Regions from separate parts of the Homo sapiens genome. Here region 2 is linked to region 1. Evidence: read pairs that join two places in POLR2A ChIA-PET (ENCODE). Cell type or tissue: B cell. All regions are shown on one strand. Links, peaks and the distances in the headings refer to the core of each region. The heading gives the core; the rest is flanking DNA.

Region 1 (7,497 bases), core at 1,378-6,377:
GAGTGAGACTTAAAGACAAACATAAACTTCTCTCCCAAGATCAGGGGCTTTCTGAGCACTGGTGTCAGAAATCATCCTTAAGCATTACAGATATAAACCATCCCATCCTCTGGCTGAGCTCAGCTCTCTCCAGGGATTGGAGGCAGCAGGACCTTGTGGTGGATAGCTCAGGGCTCACGATGGATCTGCCAGTGATGCTATCCGAACCTGAGGTATGTAAATCCTCCCCAAGAGCCACAGCGCCACTCACCTGGTACCTGTAGCCTTTGCCCTGGGACAGCTCTCATGCTGCTGTGCAGGCACAAGTTTTGGAAACGCAGGGGTCAGATGTCTGCCTCCCAGGGTCCCCTGTCCCTGACACAGAGTGGGCACTGAAAAAGTGTTAGATGCCTGGCATGTCCCAGGGCTGACTTGGCTTTATGTCATCTCTCCGTTTCTCACAAAGGTCAGATCACAGATACAGGGCCTTCCAGGTTGTTTGACTGTGAACCCCATAGCTCCAGGATACCTGGTCCTATTTGCTGAGCTTGCTCTTCCCACCAGTCCCTGGGAATGCTCACTTTCCTTAACTACCATCCTCAGAGAGCTCCTCTGCCCTTTCTAACAACTTGTGGGTCCCTCTGCTAGAAGGAGCTTAAACTGTGTTCATGCACATGAGCTAAACCTCTGTGGTTATGACGGGCAAGCTATAGGTCGGTGTGGGCAGGATAATGAACCCCTAATCACTCGTGCTTGCCTAGCGGTCTCCTTAGAGGTTGCATTGCAATATTTGGGCATAGGTCACTATCTGGAATTTGTGGGGAAGAGTCACATTGTCGAAGAGGTCATGACCCCTAAAGGGTATGAACCACTGCACATTCCTAAGGACCAAAAGACAGGATGGTGTCAGCCAGCCTGAAGCACGCTGATCCTGCCCCTCCAGGACAAGTGGAGAGAGATGATGGTGCTCCCTGTATACCTGCTGAGGTCCCCACCCTACCCAGGAGACTCACCCTCATCTCTCAGATCCCAGCAGAAGTTAAGCTTGACATTTGTCATCTTCGTTACTTGACCAGTCCCCAAGCCAGAGGCATTTCTTTGCTTTTCAGGAACCCTTGAAATTATCTTCTTCATATAAACACTGAAGCCCTTTTCAAACCTCATTAAGCTATTTGCCCCAGCATATTAATGTGCTATCCACCAGCCTCTGGGGTTAATTATCTGTGAGTTAAAATCATTTGTTTCTGTCTCTTTTATCTCATTGCTGCTTGGCAATCTTTCTTTATTAGGAAACGAAGTACAGGATGCAACTGACCATTATGTTCTAATTCTATTCTTTTCATCAAAATGAGTTCATCTTTTAAAGCTCTTTTGTAAAAAACAACAAACCTGTCTTTTCATTATTTTAAGATTGTGTTGTTTTTTTAACAAATCTTTAATCTCTCTGCTTCAGCTGGAGCAGAGCCAGGACTGGAAATAATCTGTAAGGGGAGACCTCTCCTCTAAATCAGCAAGACCTGCCAACACTCTCTCTCCTGATTGGCCTCACTCACTCTGCATTTGGCCCATTTCTCTCCTGTGGCTGTGGTGAGGGCTTCCAAGGTGTACAAGTTGGGCTTGGTGAATAAGCCACAGTGTCTTGGCAGATCAGGCAACCAGGGTTGGAAAATCCTGTGCATTCTAACGCACCCCACTGGTCTCTACATGCTCTTATTTGGGTTATATTTCTTGGCCAAGGTTGCCATTGGGTTCCAAGAAATGCGTCAGGGCCTGCATTAAAAAGAAAAAAAAAAACAAAAACCTTTTCACAAAATGTTGAATGTTGCTTTGAACTCTCCAGGAAGTCAGGGAGCGTGTGTCCCAGAAATGAGCAGGTAGGATGGGCACTGGCTCCATGGAGACAGTGACCCACAGCCTTCCGGGATAAGAGTGCAGCCAATAGTGGGGAGACCTGGGCCGGGGTCTGAGCGCAGTCAGTGCAGTTGGATGGTGCACAGAGCTGGTTCTCCCATGTACTGCAAGCCAGTGATTGCCCCTACCCTGTTCTTCGGGGCTCCAGCTTCTCAGCTCCATTCTCTGCCCCTCAATGGCTCTCTCACCTCATCAGTGCCTCAAAAACAATATCTGGGACTCTAGTTTGATAACTACTACTTGCATTGGAGAAATGACTCCTCTGGAAAGGTGAATACGATTCTCAGAGTTTGTTGAGGTTTTATTGGTTGCTTATAGAAGTTTCCTTGGGCTGATTGGAGTTTGGTGTGCAGAGATGACCCGGCATAGTCCCTGCCCTTATAGATGAGTCAGTTGAGAAGATGCCCAAGCGTCCTGCAGACAGATGTCTACCTGGTGTACCTGCACCATGGCCAGCCACCTCTCAGTTGGGTCCGCAACATAGAGAGAGCATTTGTTCAGTGTAATTGATGTTGGAATCTGGGAGAACAACTCTCTGAATGTTCTGGTGGAGGTGAAGTTTCAGGATCTTTTTTCCAAAGCATGGCTGTCTCAGCAGAGGGTCCCCTTTGACTTTTAAGGGCACACTGTACCAGTGGTGACGTTTTTGTTGCAAATAACAAACCCCAACCCAACTAGCTCAAACAAAAAGAGGACTTATGGCTTATGTAATTGGATAGTCCAGTGAGGGTGGAAGGTGAGGAGTGCTGGGCTTCAGATATACTTGATATGGAGTGTAAGGACCTGGCTTCTCCCTCCATTTTGCCCCTCTCTGGGGGTTCCCCTTCATGGTGAGTGCCAGCCTCCCCTCCTCACAGCTCCAGGTCCAGTGGAAGACAGATGGCCTCTAGTCCAGTGTATCCCACAAAAGTGCTAAAGCTCACTGGGATTGGACAGACTCAGGTCATGTGATTCATGCACTTAATTAATGCTGTGTGCTGTTGGGTTTCCTGAAGTCACCAGCCATACCGCTGGTCAGGATATCATGAAGTGAGAGTGGGAGGAAGGTGGATCCCCAAATGGCAATTGGGTCTGAATAAGGGACACAGAAGCAGGAAGGTAAAAGGAAATTCTCTAAGCATATTAACGTCTACTTAATGATTTCACATCTGGGTGTCTCTCACTCTCCACCCCTAAAAGGATTCTGAGTGCCTGAAAAGCAGGCTAAGAATCAGCAAACATTCACCTAGCGTTTCAGGGGGGAGGTGCTCTCTTCTGTCTTCAGAAGGAATCCAAGGCTAAGAGATTAAGCAGTTGACCCAAGGTCACAGAAGCTTCTAACAGAGTGTGAGTTTGAACTCAAGTCCCTGATGACAAATAAAGGGCACTTTTTTGTTGTTTCAAATCACAGCTGCCTCCAGCGATTGGGTTCTTTCACCTTGTTCTTTTGCCCTGTCCCCTAGGGTAGCTGCAGGAGGTACCTGGGGAGGTGCATCAAGCATTCACCAGCCGAAACTTGAGAGGGGTTTTACCCCAAACATGACATCCTTTCTTTAGCACTTTAGCCAAAGCACATAAGGATGAAAAGCAAATGAACATCAAATGATGAAATCACCCAAAATAGAGAGAAAAGTGAATGAGCAAGCCCCTCACCTGGCAGTGGCTTCAGTCCTTTCCTTGATGATGTTTGTCAGAAGCTTTTATTTTCCACTTTTCCTAAGAGATCACCCTCTTTCTTGGGAAGGGGTTGGTGGAGGCTCGCTGGGCTGGCTGCTTCTAAATGGGCATGGGGTGGCAGACAGGAACACAGGATGGGGGATGGACCTCACCTATAACCAGGGCTGCTGTTCAGGAGCCCTGAACTTTTTGCAACCTCTGCCTCCTGGGTTCAAGCGATTCTCTTTCCTCAGCCTCCAGAGTAACTGAGATTACAGGCATGCACCACCACGCCCAGATAATTTTTGTATTTTTTGGTAGAGACGGGGTTTCACCAAGTTGGCCAGGCTGGTCTCGAACTCCTGACCTCTGGTGATCCACCTGCCTCAGCCTCCCAAAGTGTTGGGATTACAGGTATGAGCCACCGCACCCCGCCAGGAGCCACTTTTTAGTAAGTAATTTCCTATGTGTCCACACATTCAAGACAATTTAGAGGCAAAAGTTTTAGTCCTTTACTATAAATTCTGTAGATTGGAAATGGAAACATTTTCACATTCAACTTCTTATTTAATCTTCATAAACAACCTCTGAGATAGGCATTGCAATCTTATTTTGTAAATTTAAAAAATGAGGACCTTTTGTACTCTGTAGGAAATTGATCAAAGAATTAAAATGGGCTTCACTGAGGTCATTCAGGAAGATACATTCTGTGGGAATCTGATAATGTTTGTGTAATTCTGATTGAAATATTCGTATTCAAAAATGTGGATTCATTGTTCTACAGTCAGCATGCCTGCAGAGTCAGAGGTCCTGGGACCTCCCCCAACCTCCCATCTCGGGGAGCTGTGTCTTGCTGCTGCTACCAAAGGGGAGTAGAGAACCCCAACTTCAGAAGAAATAGGCCTGTAAAAAACCCACGGGTCTGGGCAATGCGTTGTGGGGGGTAAAAATATATTTCAGTCTATTCGCTTTACTAATTTTAGCAGTTATTTGCTCTCCCTTTTTGCTGGAAGCAACATTCCCATCCAGCTGCTTGGCTGCTTCATTTGAATTTTTATCATTTGTGTGAGCCCCTGCATGTTTGGACACAAAATGGGAGTCCTGTGGCTCAGAGGGGACGTTGATTTGATAGGGTCAGATCTAATCTCCTGCTCAGAAACTTCAGCGGAAAATAAAATGAGTTGAGGTTTCTGTTTTGTGTGTGTGTGTTTATTTTTTAAAAACAGTAGGCCTGTAAAGCTGTGCTGGCATATTACTTTTTTCCCCTTTATACGGAATTTAAAATAATACCTTACATTCAAATAGTGTAACCGGTGTGCCTTTTGCTCTCAAAGAGCTTTCCCATTTGTCCTCTCATTTAATATGCTCAAGAAAGCCTGTGAGTTGGGAAGAGTGAAGATATGGTCATTGGTATTTGACAGAGGAGGAGACTGATACTCAGAGATGGCAAGGGACTTGCCCCGGGTCACACAGCTAATTGAGGCAGAGTTGGAGATTATAGCGTCCAGTTCTGTATTACTCCCACCAAGGCTTCCTCTGAAAATAAGAGTTTATGGCAGAAGTTTTCAAATTAAGACCCAATGGGAAAACACAGAATTTTCAGTCCTGTTTTGGTTCTTTTAAAAATAAATTATTGTAAAGATGACTTCTCTCATCTGTCAATGTAATGATCCCATACCTGGGGTATTCAAAATATTCAAAATGTGTATGGAGGAAATGGTAAAAGTTAATCATTTTCACAGTACCTGTCTGTGGTGAGGTTTAATTATCACTTGACATATTTCATGGTTTAAAATGATGACAGTTTAAAATAGAGCCAGAGAGAGCCAGAAAAATCCATTCATTATCATGTGTCAGGTGCTACATTGGAATAACCCCCAAATACAGATGGTCCCTAGACAGATGATTCTGCAGCATTTTCTGATAGCTACAGATGTCCCTGCTACTGAAACCCAGACTGAGAATACCATTCTGACCCTGCCGTCAATATGCAGAGGGTGCTTGGGTGAATCTAGCAGCGCGGTTTGATTCTCGTACCGCATCGCAGATGCTAAACTCCCCCATGCTCTCTCCAATCCAAACCTCTCACTGGTCTTCTGCAGAATTTCTAATGAACAAGATAATTCATTGTGAGTGTGCTTTGAATGAATGAATGAATGCTATTTAAACTACAAGGTGACAGATATTTCCATGTGCCTCTTAGGAAATTGCATGCCTTTCCAAGAAGACAAGGTTGAAAAGCAGCTTGTTGTTGTTGAATAAGCTCAGCACTGTCTGTCTGTTTAGGAAAAAATAAATAATTGTTTCTTGCCCACGAGAATTCTGGAAGTGGAGCTGTCCAGAGCTGACCCGTCTGTCCACATTTCAAATTTCACTTTGGAGAGTCCTGGGAGAGGGAGCAGATGAAGCCATTTCAGAAATGTAAATGCTGTTTGACATCTATTAGCTCAATGCTCATCCATTGCTGACAGCAGGATCCATTAGGACGCGAGTGTCATGGATCAGAGACATTTGAAATATAGCGAGAAACATGCTACCCGCAGCAGAGGCCCATGTAGATGACTTGAGAGAGCACTAGATGTGCCCACCACTGTGGTCCAGGCACCTCCCCCCCATCTCCCCAGGCTCTCTGTCTGGATTTCCCAAAGGTCAGCTGCGTAGCCAGTCTTCACGACTGCACTCTGTCCACCAAGCAGCCTGCCTGAATGCTGGGCATGGCGGTGACCATTCCCTCCTTGCAAGGTCGGGCTTGCTTCTAGTCTCTACCATTCATGGAATCATCCAAATGATCCAACTCCAGATCAAAGGCCCCACAGGGTCACCCCTTATTTGTATAGATGAGGTAGGCTTGAACAGGTACAGTGACGTGCCTGAGGTCCCAGGGGGCTAGTGAGTAGCAGAGGAGGGATTTGGGGCTCTAAGCCAGTGCTCTTAGTTCTCAGGGCTCTCTGGGTTGTTTTTCTTGCTTCCTTTCCTTGCCTCCCACCCCTGAGTCCAGGTTCTCCCTTCTCTGTAGGGTGGCACAGTGTCCAACATATCCCAGAGACTTAGCCGCCATATCCTAGTGATGGGGGTCCTGGCTAACTGAGTTTTCTAGTTAAGTTCTATGTTTTGACTTTCGTTTAAGTTATTTCTAAGTGTTTTGTTTTCCTGCCTTAGGGGATCGGAGATTATATGGGAGGGGGCACATGATGACAACTGTTGTTATTAAAGCCTCCACCATATGCCATATGCTATGCTAAGTTCACTTATTTTAACACTCACAATAGTCCAATGTAGCCAGATAGTGTGATATTCTGTTTTAGAAATGAGAAGACACAGCTTTGAAAGGATTTGTGATTTGGTTTGCTGGGCGTTTCAGTAAGTTGGTGACTTATTTATTGACCTCACTGTACCTAAATATTCATTCCTTTGTGGTGGGATGTCCCTGTGTCTTGCTACTGTAGCTTTGCTAGGACCCTTGTCCTGAGGACTCTCAGCTCTAAGGCAAGTCTGCAAGGTCACTTCTAAATGGACAGTCCTTGAAAAGCTTAGGAAGAGCAGGCGCATCCATAGCTGTGCTTGATGGGAGGGGAACATGTGGAGGACAGAGGGAAATGGAAAAGAAACGTCCGAGACAAGACACTGAGAAGATGCTGCCATGCCTCGGAAAAGAGGGGAAGATGCTGGTCCAGGCTATTAGTCTTGGACAAGCCTAGGCTTCCTCCCTCTTGATACAGACTGTGGGTTCCGGGTACCGCGGGACTCACCCTCTCTCCCGCGCCCCCTGGAGGTCAGAGGGAGAGTTACGTTTTCCAGGCCCAGAGACCTGATGGCAAGAGACTAAGTAGCCGCTGCAGTTGGAGCACAGGGAACCGCAGGACCAGGAGACTTTACCCAGAGGTCGCTTGCCCTGAACCCTACAGTTGAGAATTCTGTGGCTCTTCTACCATGTGCAAGTGTCCAGAAAAGACTTGCACACATATATCTCTC
Region 2 (7,497 bases), core at 906-5,905, 400 kb before region 1:
ATACAGTATGTAACTTTTGGGATTGACTTTTTTTCACTTAGCATAATTCTCTGAAGATTCACCTAGGTTGTTACATGTGTCAATAGTTTGTTCCTTTTTAAATTTTAACTTTTATTTTTTCGAGAGTAAGTCTTGCACTCCAGGCTGGAGTGCAATGGCACGATCTCGGCTCACTGCAACCTCCGCCTCCCAGGTTCAAGCAGTTCTCCTGTCTCAGCCTCCAGAGTAGCTGGGATTGTAGGTGCACACCACCACACCCAGCTAATTTTTGTATTTTTGGTAGAGATGGGGTTTCACCATTTTGGCCAGGCTGGTCTCGAACTCCTGACCTTGTGATCCACCTGCCTTGGCCTCCCAAAGTGCCCAGATTACAGGTGTGAGCCACCAGTCCTGGTTGTTTGTTCCTTTAAATTGCTGAGTAATATTCTATGGTATAGGTAGACTACACTTTATTTATCTGTTGAAGGATGCCTGATTGTTTCCAGTTTTTGGCTATTATGAATAAAGCTGCTATGAATGTGTTTGTGCAGCACTCCAGCCTAAGTGACAAAGCGAGACCCTGTCTCAAAAAGAAAAAAATAAAATGAGCTTTCTATGGACATCATGTAGTTGAGTCTGCCAGTCTCTGTTTTTTAATTGATGTATTTAGGTCATTTACATTTACTGCACTATGGATATGTTAGAGCTGAAGTCTGCCATTTTTATTTTTTGTCTTTAGCCTGGGATATATGAGGTAAAAAGAAAAACCTAAGGAAGTCACCACCATGTTGTTTCACATATCCTGAGGTCTCTAACTGTTCTACCCAGTTCTTTCCACCTTTCAGAGTGTTCTTGTGTTATTTTATACATAATGTTCAGAGCTTTTAGTTGTTTTTAGTGGGAGAAACAGGGAAGAGTGTGTTTGTCTTCCTGAAAGCCAGCCAGAATTCATTTTGAACATATTAATGTGAATGTCAGACATCTAAGAGGAGATGTCAAGTAGGTGGTTGGATTTATGAGTCTAGAATTCTGGTCGTTCTTGGAAGTTCTTTTAATTTTTCTCAGAAAAGTTAGGAAGTGATGTCATCAGTTGAAAATGAGGATAACAGAGAAGACATTTGAAGTTTGTGGTTAGAGGAAAATGTGATTGGTGTCCTAAGAGAGTAGAAGGGTAAATGGACTAGGAAAATATGATTGCCAACAATTTTAATTGCCAACAGCTTTAAACATACACCTGAATCTTTGGCATTGAATTTAAAATGAAATGAAAACAGTGGCATGGTTGTATATTTTTTCTAGCCATGTTCAGCTGCTGGGTGCAGATGTGAGTAGTCAGAGAGCTTGATTTATTAATAACTAGGGATGAGTGTAGTCTCACCAAGTGAATGGGTCAAAGTGGACAAGGGGGAAGGGAATTGAAGATGGATGTAAGAGAGTGATTATAAGCAATTATAATAGCTGACACAGAATTGAATCTGAATAAAGAGAGAAGAGAGTGTATTGGGCAAGTTTTGATGGTGACCGTAAGGGAATGAAAAGGATTAGAGGGTTGTAGGTGTTTATGGATTGAGAATACCAGGGAATGAACTGGAAGGATAGGAGGTCTTGCCAGCAAGTAGAATGCATGAAATTGAGATTATGGAAGAATTGTGATAATAAATAATGACTCTGGGAGTGAGTGGCTGAGGTAAAGAGGAGGGCTAGCTCATGAGAAGAGAGGAGGTCAAAGATTTTGAAATCAAGGCAGGAGTACTTGTCTTAGATGGAGTGAACTCTAGAGCCAGGAGCTAAAGATCATTAAGAATTAGGGGGCATGACTTTGGAGTTGGATGAAAGTAAGTTAGTGCATTATAGCTTAAGATAAGAGAATCAAAGCTAGAGGCATTTAGGGAGAAGAACGGGAGAATGGTCTGAAAAGGGCAATGAGGAGGAGAACTGTGCCTCCTTGAGATTCAGTGGTTCAAGGATGTGGGAGAAAAAACAGCTATTACTTAAACAGGCTGAAAGGAAAATGTGTCCTTAAGGGAGAGTCAGGTTTCAGTAATAACAAGAAAGCAAAGGGTGAAAGAAGGGATTTGCTGATGACTGTGAATTCTATACTGCGTGGTGGAAATTTCTTTATAATTATTCCCACCCTATCAGCTTGTGTCCTTTAAAGGTACTTACCCATGGAAAAATTGTTCTTTTAAAAGTTAAGTTTAGTTAGTTGGCTCCCACTTATTTCAATTTTAAATTTTATTTTAAAACATGTTTTTTGTACTTTGGCAGGAAAATTAAATGTATCAGAAAATAATAATTTTTAAATTCTTGAATTATAACTAAGTTGAAGTGATAAATGCAAAAATTATTTTCAGAAATTCCTGTTAGTAGTTTTCTGAGTAATGTACTGAGTTGTAGGTCCTGTTTATTTCTCTTTTCTTCCAGTAAAAAATTTCAAGGAACTCAATTATTGAAAATGTTTTAAGAGTTTTACTGTAATCCCAGTACTTTGGGAGGCCAAGGTGGGAGGATTTCTTGAACCCTGGAATATGAGAGCAGCCTGGGCAACATGGCAAGATGCTGTCTCAAAAAAAAAAAAAAATTGCATATGGCATTGGACAAATATATGAAAAATAAAAAAAGCCAGGCAGGGTAGCATGTGCCTGTGGTCCCAGCTACATGGGGGGCTTGAAACCAGGAGGTCGAGGCTACAGTGAGCTATGTTTGTGCTACTGCATTTCAGCCTGGGCAACAGAGTGAGACCCTGTCAAAAAAAAAAAAGGGAAAAAGAGAGTTTTACTAATTTATTGGTTTTTTTTTTTTTTTTTTGAGATGTGGTCTTGCTCTGTCGGCCAGGCTAGAGTGCAGTGGCGCCATCTCGGCTCACTGCAACCTCCACCTCCCAGGTTCACGCCATTGTCCTGCCTCAGCCTCCCGAGTAGCTGGGACTACAGGTGCCTGCCACCATGCCTGGCTAATTTTTTGTATTTTTTAGTAGAGACCGGGTTTCATCATGTTAGCCAGGATGGTCTCGAGCTCCTGACCTCATGTTCAGCCTGCCTCGGCCTCCCAAAGTGCTGGGATTACAGGCGTGAGCCACAGGGCCTGGCCTTTTTTTTTTTTTTTTTTTTTTTTTTTTTTTACTAACTGACTACATTATTTTTCTGAGATCCTCTGTTCATTCTAATTGACACCAGCTATTTCTTTTTTTTTCTACACAAAATGGATGTCAACTGTGGTACACAAACCAGAGTGTATTCACATGAAGAAAGGGTTGTCTGTTGGATTGTTAACTTGTGTGAATGCACATGTTTGTGAAAGCACTAGAATGACTTGGTTTAATCTTACCCCTATAAAATATTTTACTTTAATGTGATAGACTTTAAAATATTGTCTGAATATGTTTAGATCTACATGACAGAGGTTTTTTTTTTTTATTTTTTTAGTGTAGTAGAGGTCCTTGAAGTTCTTCAACAGATACTACATTAGATTATAAATTAGAGATGGTTAAATTTCGGCAGGGATTCCTCTGGAATCTTCCTCTATTCATTCTTCTTGGTAAAAGAATAGTAAGAATTCTTATGTAAAGAATTTTACCTTTAGTAAACTATGCTGAGTAGGTAGCAGCACAGGGAAATAAGAATGTGTGTGTATTTGGTGTCATTTGCTATACCTAGATGCCTTCCCTCATCTTCAAAATAGTCTAGTTGTCACTTAGCTCTCAGGTTCCCGTTTCGGATGCTTCTCCTTTAGAAGTTTTTTCTTCTTTGTAAGGATCCTTCTTTTTTTTTGAATTTAGGAGAGGGAGTCCTCTAGTTCAAGTATCACTTAGAATTACTATCTACAGCATGCCTATAGCTTCCCCTGAATTTGTTATGTTGTGTTGAAAGTATTTAGGTCCAAACTCCATATCTTTTTTGGGACCTACTTGAGTGAGAATCAGCCACTTTTTGGTCTGTTCTAGGGATCAGGTAAAGTCTGGACAAGGTAACTGAAATCCACACCCTTTATGAAATGAAAACAGAGGGGATGGGTGAGGGCTGTATGTGAACTTTGCCATCGTGACTTAAAGTCAGCCCTTTTTCTTTTCTTTTGGTGGCAGGCTGTATGATGCAGTAGGTCTTTTATGCTGCTTAAATTGTTAGTATCTAGCAAAGCAATTATTATCTGAAGAATAACTGACTAAGAAGAAATGTAACTGAATGCTGGCTATTGAGACTTAATAACTAGTTTTCGAGAAAGTTATAGGAATGTAGCAGAGAGAAATGCTTAGTGTAAAATTTGGGTAAATATGCTTTTAGCTTGGTGGAGATAAAGTTGGAGATTTCAGTTTGATATTCTTTGTTTGTTTCAGTTGTATCACGGACTGATTCACCGAGCCCAACCGTACTCAACTCACATATTTCTACCCCAAATGTGAATGCTTTAACACATGAAAACCAAACCAAACCTTCTATTTCCCAAATCAGCACCACCCTCCCTCCCACGACGAGTACCAAGAAAAGTGGAGGAGCATCTGTGGTCCCTCATCCCTCGCCTACTCCTCTGTCTCAAGAGGAAGCTGATAACAATGAAGATCCTAGTATAGAGGAGGAGGATCTTCTCATGCTGAACAGTTCTCCATCCACAGCCAAAGACACTCTAGACAATGGCGATTATGGAGAACCAGACTATGACTGGACCACGGGCCCCAGGGACGACGACGAGTCTGATGACACCTTGGAAGAAAACAGGGGTTACATGGAAATTGAACAGTCAGTGAAATCTTTTAAGATGCCATCCTCAAATATAGAAGAGGAAGACAGCCATTTCTTTTTTCATCTTATTATTTTTGCTTTTTGCATTGCTGTTGTTTACATTACATATCACAACAAAAGGAAGGTAGGTTTGGGATTTTTTTAGCCCTTTATTATTTCAGTCATAATGCTTTTGATGATTCATGGTTCTTTTTTTTTTTTTTTTTTTTTTTTGCAAAAAAAAGTGTAGTGGGTTTCACTCTGTCAACCAAGCTGGAGTACAGTGGCACAATCACAGCTCACTGGAGCCTCGACCTCCTAGGCTTAAGTGATTCTCTTGCCTCAGCCTGTCGAGTTGGTGGGACTACAGATTCACACTACCACACCTGGCTAATTTTTAAAAATTATTAAATTAAAATTTTAAAAATTATTGTTTGTAGAGACGAGGTGTCGCTATTTTGCCCAGGCTGTTCTTGAACTCCCAGGCTCAAGCAGTCCTCCCGCCTCGGCCTCCCAAAGTGTTGGGATTACAGACATGAGCCACCATGCCCAGCCCTCTTTCCTTTTTTTCAGTGAAGTTTAAATTCATAGTAAAATATTGAGATGTCTAATCAGCATGTAAATCTATTGTGTATTTTAACACACTGCAGACAGAATGCTTGAATGTATGTACTTCTAAAAAAAGAAATAGTCCTATTTCTTAATGAGTAATACCAAAGCCCAGTGATTTTTTTTTTAAGAGTTTATGTCTTAATTTGGCATCATTACTTCAGTAGGAATACTTGTGGAGAAAATGTTAATTTAATATTTGTCTTTTAATTTATTAACATTGAACTTAATCTTTTGATTTTTTTTCTGGTTATAAAGTGTTACACATTTATTTTAGGGAATTCAGAAAACAGAAGAGTTTAGAAAAGAAAATTTAAACTACTTCTCAGCATTAACGTTTTGGTGTATTTCTGGTCTATAAATGTGCATATAATTTATACATATAGGTGTATGTAATGATTTTTAAGGAATTTTATCTCACAGAGTTTTTTTTTTTTTTTTTTTTTTTTTTTTGAGACAGAGCTTCACTTTGTCTCCCAGGCTGGAGAGCAGTGGTGCGATCTCGGCTCACTGCAACCTCCACCTCCCAGGTTCAAGCGATTTTCATGGCTCAGCCTCTTGAGTAACTGGGACTACAGGCGCAGGCCACCACGCCTGGCTAATTTTCGTATTTTTAGTAGAGACGGGGTTTTGCCATGTTGGCCAGGCTGGTCTCAAACTCCTGGCCTCAAGTGATCCACCCACTTCAGCCTCCCAAAACGCTGGGATTACAGGCATGAGCCACTGCACCCAGCTATCTCATAGAGTTTTATGTCCTGACCAATCATGAGCATTTTCCATATCCTTAATATTCTTTAAAAACATTATTTTTTTTTGAGACAGGATCTTGCTATGTTGTCCACGCTGGTGAACTCCTGGCCTCAAGTAATCCTCCCACTTCAGCCTCCCAAGTAATTGAGATTATAGGCGTGAGCCACTGTGCCTGGCTAAAAACATACTAGATTCATGGTTTACAATTTTTGGTTCAGAAATAATATTGTGATGAACATTTCTGTGCTGTTACCAGTTTGCTGGATTACATGAGGCACAAGAGACATCTGTAGGACAGGATACATCACATTTAGTGTGAGGGTACATGTTGGCACTCTACAGTCCCAAAGCTGAATAGTTAAGCCTTTTAAAATCCTTAAAGGGAGATCAAACACACAGTTCCTTTTTAATACTTACTGGTCAGGAAGTCTCAGTTCTTGACTTTATTGTAACTTGCTTTGTAACACTGTAAGCCACCTTCCCCTTCGGGGCCTTGATTTCCTTACCTGACAAATAGTGAAACTGGACCTGATAATTTCAAAATGCCTTCCTGCTTTGAGAATCAGTGACTCTAATAATAGTTCAAAAAAAAGCAAACCAACCAACTCTTCTGGTTATTTGTATTTAGTGCTATATTGCTAGCTTTGTAAGTGTTTATGGGTAGACAGAACCTTGAGTGCTGCTGATATTATATCCCACTGTTTAGTGTTTGGCCATCTCTATTATGAACATCAAAGGGACTTGTTAAACAAGTAGGTTCCTGGGCTCTACCTCAAGTACTAACTCAGTCTCTGAAGATAGAGCCTAGGAATCTGAGTCTTTAACAAACATTCCTATATATATTGAAATTTGAGAAGCACTGTTTAGCCTTCTTTACAAGATGGAAAGCAAAATAGCTTTTGTTTTTTTTTTTTTTTGAGACAGGGTCTTGCTTTGTCACCCAGGCTGAAGTGTTGTGGTGCTGTCATGGCTTACTGTGATCTCTGCCTCCTGGGCTCGAGTGATCCTCCACCTTAGCCTCCTGAGTAGCTGGGACTACAGGCAAGCGCCTCCATGCCTGGCTAATTTTGTATTTTTTGTAGAGATGGTGTTTCACCATGTTGCTTAGGCTGGTCTCGGACTCCTGGGCTCAAGTGATCTGCCTGCCTCGGCCTAAAATAGCTTTTTTGTTGTTGATATTTTGTGTTTTATATTTAGAAACCTAGAAGAGAGATATTTTACTTGTTATAAAAATGTTTACCATATTCTCTGTTTTCTCTTTTGCCTATTTAATGACTTCTGTTTTCCAGATTTTTCTTCTGGTTCAAAGCAGGAAATGGCGTGATGGCCTTTGTTCCAAAACAGTGGAATACCATCGCCTAGATCAGAATGTTAATGAGGCAATGCCTTCTTTGAAGATTACCAATGATTATATTTTTTAAAGCACTGTGATTTGAATTTGCTT

The links. ChIA-PET counts read pairs that join two places held together with the same protein. Peaks named below come from ENCODE experiments on the same cell type or tissue, not always from the same donor. Only the 100,000 strongest peaks of a DNase experiment are listed, where the experiment ranks them.
Region 2: POLR2A ChIA-PET joins it to region 1 with 7 read pairs; 3 of 35 experiments call an interaction of 5 or more read pairs at or near these places.

Annotation. Positions count from the first base shown.
Region 1 is chr5:133,552,908-133,560,404 of GRCh38, reverse strand. The region is part of intron 3 of FSTL4 (follistatin like 4); the gene reads left to right. Among named protein-coding and RNA genes, the nearest start is that of FSTL4, 56 kb to the left of the region's middle. RefSeq lists a silencer at 7,287-7,366. In B cell, for the core only: no CTCF peak of the experiment used is centred there; no DNase peak of the experiment used is centred there; H3K27me3 peaks cover 363 bases.
Region 2 is chr5:133,956,836-133,964,332 of GRCh38, reverse strand. It overlaps C5orf15 (chromosome 5 open reading frame 15), which reads left to right. Exons shown (of 3, transcript NM_020199.3): 2 at 4,313-4,839; 3 at 7,343-7,497. The coding sequence ends at 7,474. Among named protein-coding and RNA genes, the nearest start is that of C5orf15, 8.0 kb to the left of the region's middle. RefSeq lists enhancers at 6,763-6,812, 6,823-6,872. In B cell, for the core only: no CTCF peak of the experiment used is centred there; no DNase peak of the experiment used is centred there; H3K27ac peaks cover 4,151 bases.